Linked DNA regions of Homo sapiens: region 2 is linked to region 1. Evidence: read pairs that join two places in POLR2A ChIA-PET (ENCODE). Cell type or tissue: MCF 10A. All regions are shown on one strand. Region 1 overlaps OSBPL6 (oxysterol binding protein like 6). Region 2 overlaps OSBPL6 (oxysterol binding protein like 6).

The links. ChIA-PET counts read pairs that join two places held together with the same protein. Peaks named below come from ENCODE experiments on the same cell type or tissue, not always from the same donor. Only the 100,000 strongest peaks of a DNase experiment are listed, where the experiment ranks them.
Region 2: POLR2A ChIA-PET joins it to region 1 with 5 read pairs; 2 of 35 experiments call an interaction of 5 or more read pairs at or near these places.

The regions. Positions count from the first base shown.
Region 1 is chr2:178,270,961-178,273,460 of GRCh38, forward strand. The region is part of intron 1 of OSBPL6 (oxysterol binding protein like 6); the gene reads left to right. Among named protein-coding and RNA genes, the nearest start is that of OSBPL6, 78 kb to the left of the region's middle. In MCF 10A, no CTCF peak of the experiment used is centred here; a DNase peak (open chromatin) is centred at 1,211.
Region 2 is chr2:178,328,038-178,330,537 of GRCh38, forward strand. It overlaps OSBPL6 (oxysterol binding protein like 6), which reads left to right. Exons shown (of 25, transcript NM_032523.4): 5 at 219-341. Among named protein-coding and RNA genes, the nearest start is that of CHROMR, 84 kb to the right of the region's middle. In MCF 10A, no CTCF peak of the experiment used is centred here; no DNase peak of the experiment used is centred here.

The sequences.
Region 1 (2,500 bases):
ATTTAGAAAACATCAACACTGGGATTGGAATTAAGCCTGTTTAACTCCGAAACCATGTTATCTTTACACAGTACCACAGACTTCCACTTGTGCCCAAAGGAAGCTCTCAATTTCAAGGAAATCATAGTCTACCTTGTTTGCCCTATCCAGTTTTTTTTAAATCAGCCTATGACATCAAATTATATTTCCAGAAGAACAGCTTTGAATTGTAATGGATGGCATTGTTCACTGTCTCGGCATTTTAAAATTTATTTCAATTTTACTGACAATACCATCTATTTAAATACAGGAAGCTTTAGTCATAAGAATGCTAATATGCCTGATTTAGTTGTTAAATTTTGTTGTGCTCTAATGAGCAAACAAGTCACTGTGGAAACCAAATGGAAATCTAGATGAAGAGAGATACAGCAAGAGGCCTAAGAAATGGGGCAGCTTGAAATAATTCCCTCAAAGCAGACTGGGAGACTGAAGAACTGACTCAAAGAGAAATTCGGCTGCTTAACAATGTTTTGTTTTTGCTTAAAAACAAAACAAAACAAAAAAGAGAAATTCAGCCAGGGTTATTCAGTAAAGCTATATATGAAAAATGTTACAGATTATGCAAACCTTAGACTTATTGAGGCTCTATTTTATCATTTCAAAAACTGTATAATTTATGGCAGTGCTACTAACAGTGTTCACCTAATTTATTAATAATTTTTAAACATTATTTTGACCTCGATTTGCATGTGACAAACATGTTTATACTTTAAAGAATATACATAATAGTTATTTTAAAGACTGACTCAATTAAAACACTTAGAATCTCCTGCTCCCTGCCCAAGGATTCAGTTGCCATTCCAGTAATCCAATAGATACTAGAAATGTGATATTCTAGACTGAATGTTCCAGATGTCATTGATATGAAAGCCCTACCAGATAGAGGACCCAACAGAAAATTTCCCATTAGCACAACTTAGTCAAGACAGTTCTGTAAAAGTCTGTTCTTTCATCTGGTTTAGGACTTAGATTGTTCTTTCAGGATTTGAGGCTTAGGGAAATTACTTTTGTCCAAGAGTGAATATCAAAACTCATTTACGTAACAGGTTTTGAACTGAATAGCCAGAGAAATCTCATCTGTGAACACAGGACTGCAGACAGTGGGCAGCTGTCCAGTGGTCTGGCAAGAACTTACTGTTCAGCACAGCCCTGGAGCTTCATGTAAGAGTGAAGTCAGCCTCCACTTGGCGATCCAAAAAGCATTTCAGTTACTGCCAAGTGCCATGTTAGGACTTGTCAACTTCTGCCCAAGTAGTATCAGACTGCTGATGTTTGGATATACTTTTGTTAATCTTTCCCTGTCTTGGCACTTGGGGGTTCTGTTATGTATCAGACTATGTAATTTTTGCATTTTGGTACTTGGATATTTAGTGTTAAAGGCATATTAGAGATGATGATTGAAATGATCACTGTATACGCAGATCTTGAAAGCTCTTGATCCAAGGCCCCAGAGGCAAACAGTATTTTAAGTTTGCAGCAGGGGAAAGACAGGATCAGCTATCTTATGATTTATCTAATTTGGAAGTATATTATCAGTTACCTCAATGGGAAGGAAGCTTTTAATGCACCACCGTTAGTAGCTGTTGGCAGATCACTAGTCGGTAAATGCCCTGGGAGTAGCATTACAATTCTCCTCTCTCAGTTTGCTTCACAAGGAAACAAGTCTCATTGCATATCTTTTTAACTGAAGTCTTTCTTCAGCAAAACTTGTCTGAGTGCAGGTACTTGTCCATTTGGTTTAAATGATCAGTCACTTGAGCTTTAGCACACTTTAGCATCCTTCTTGCATACTGTAGCAAAAAGCATGAGCACCTGCCATGGGCATAAGTGCAAATGGTGCAGGTGGGCTTACAAAGATGGAGCAGTTGTAGACATTGCCCTCAGAGAGCATCCAGTCTTGAAAATAAAAGGCATGTGTTAGTAACTTTGATCAAGATGGGCTGAGGAAATTCCCATAGGTGCTGAGTGAAAGTTATGAAAGTTAAGATCCTGGATAATTCCACTGAGCCACAGAGAATGGCTTCTTGTCATCCAGACAGGGCCTGAAAAGGATGGGATTTAGACTTTGGAGATGTAATGGGGAGACTGTTCTAGGTAGAGGAAATGCACAGAGTGGGTAAAGAGTGAGTATGATTGGGGGAATTGCAAGACGTTTCATTTGCTTGAAGATTTCAAGAAGTATATCCTGGAAGAGGAAGGTGGAAAGTTAGTTGAGGTAAGATCATGAAGGATCTCTAATAGTAGGCTAAGGAATTTCGGCTTTATTCTGTCTTTCTCTAATTTCAGTATTAACTTAAGTATTTTAATATGGCCGGGCTGTGGCACATTCCTGTAGTCCCAACACTTTGGGAGGCCAAGGCAGGTGAATCACTTGAGCTTCACAGTTTGAGACCAGCCTGGACAGCATGGTGAAACCCCATCTCTACAAAAAATAGCCAGGCATGGTGGTGCATGCCTGTAT
Region 2 (2,500 bases), 57 kb after region 1:
GACCCCACTTACCTCTAGGTCTACCTGGGAAACTCTTTTTAACTGAAGTTAAAAGTGCATAGCTGTGTTTGATGTTAGAATTTGCTCCGGAATGTTGTTCATCCTTCTTTCTGGTGGGCCTAGTACTGCTTCAAAAGCAACTTCTACTTAAGAATCTGCTTTAAGTGTGTCATCAGGCACTGAGTAACATGTGATTTGTTTTTCTTCTTTTCTCTCAGGAAGCTGACAGCTGGGAAATTATAGAAGGGCTGAAAATAGGCCAAACCAATGTCCAGAAACCAGACAAACATGAGGGCTTTATGCTGAAGAAAAGAAAATGGCCTTTAAAAGGCTGGCACAAGGTAACATTTTTATCATATTCAGGTTCAGACCATCTTCATAAATAAAGAAGATCTTATTTGCTATCATGGGGTGGGAAACTAAGAATATGGCAGTATGTGTAAAACTAGCTTTTTAAAACTTTTTTTTGAGACAGATTCTCACTCTGTTACCCAAGCTGGAGTGCAGTGGCATGATCTCAGCTCACTGCAGCTTCCACCTCGCAGGTTCAAGCGATTCTTCCACCTCAGCCTCCTGAGTAGCTAGGACTACAGGTGCATGCCACCATGCCTGACTAATTTTTTTATTTTTAGTAGAGACAGATTTTTGCCCTGTTAGCCAGGCTGGTCTTGAACTCACAGCCCCAAGTGATCCGCCCACCTCAGCCTCACAAAGTCCTGGGATTACAGGTGTGAGCCACCACACCCGGCTGTAAAACTAACTTTTAAGGCCTTATTTTAACCACATGGGTTGTAGTCTATTATAGTTAACAGAGACTGAGATCTGTAATATACATATGGAGGGAAAAAAATATGTGATATTTAATCCAGTTGGTATGTATTGTTGTCTGATTTGCTTTTTTCACTTAAATTAGTATAGATAAGTTCTCATTAAATACTCTTTGAAATATGAGGTATTTTAAATGCATGCATGTATCACTTTGGATGGATCTATATTATATATCCCACTGCTATCGAACTAATTCCCTGTTGCTGGATATGTAAGACATGCCTTATTTTTTTACTATTGTGATGTGATGAACATCCTTACACATGAACTTCTATTTAGTTCTTTGGGATACATTCCTAGAATTATTGTTACCAGTACAAACTAAAGCTGGAGTTCACTGATCCCAGAAGTTTGTTTACTGCTCTTTGAAGGCTACAGTTTATTCCTCTCCTTCCTCCCAACATCCTTGTCCTATCTCTAAGTTTAAATTATAGAGAAAATATTTTTTACTGCATTTTACCATTACCCAAATAGCAAGGATTCTGTCATACTAAGGAGGAGAAAGTTGCCGTACATTTTCAGTTTAAACTATTATTTTTATTTATTTACTTATTTTTTTTTTTTTTTGAGACAGAGTCTCACTCTGTCACCCAGGCTGGAGTGCAATGGCACAATCACGGCTCATTGCAACCTCCACCTCTCGGGTTCAAGTGATTCTTCTGCCTCAGCCTCCCTCCAGAGTAGCTGGGACTACAGGCGCACGCCACCACGCTTGGCTAATTTTTTTTTATTTTTATTTTTAGTAGAGATTGGGTTTCACCATATCGGCCAGGCTGGTCTCAAACTCCTGACCTCATGATCTGCCTGCCTCGGCCTCCCAAAGTGCTGGGATTACAGGCGTGAGCCACCACGTCAGTTTAAACTCTTTAGTGGGCCACCCAGTATCCTCTTTGAAATCAGTGGAAGAATAAATCTATATATTTGGCACATCTGCACGTGGATTTCATCTCAGGGCAGATAAATTTATTGGCCCAAATGGCCAGTGGTGGCTGCCCATTGGCTCAGTGCAGGGAGGTTATGTATGTTAACTTCCTTGAGGAAACATTTTATGTGTTTTAAGGGAAAGACTTAAAAATGAACACATGGGAAATGTTGCCCCGGTGCCCTGTCTCTGAAAGTGCCTTCTTCCTTGTCAGAAACGATCTTTCCTGAACCCATAATATTATCGTAGTGCCAAGGACCTGTCCTCACTGTCGTTCTTCCTGAGATTTTCGCCAATTGGCCATCCTCCTTCCTACAATCACTGTTGCCTTTCATCCTTTGTGTTTCCCCAAATTGATGGCCTTGCTAATCTCTTTCCTTATGATATGCTATAGGTGATCTCTGCTGAAATTCTTGGATAGACAGAAATGGAAACCACAGGAAAAAACCGTCAAAGAAACAAATTTTGTATGAATTGCTAACTTTAATTTAGCACTTTCAGTCCATGTTTCAACAAAACTGGCTGTGGTTTGGCAGCAACTTTCTAGACCGTGCCTTTGAACATTTTGCTACATAAATAACAGGAGGGCCTGCTTTGCATTGTTGTCTTTTCTTCTGATCTCTACAACCACCATGTGTTTATTCAGATGTCAGCCCATTTGATTGACCAAGTTAAGGGCAACTGATTTTAATCAAGTGTTTTTCAACCGTAGAGACTCTTTTTTTCCAGTGTTTACTTGTTGTCCCGCAG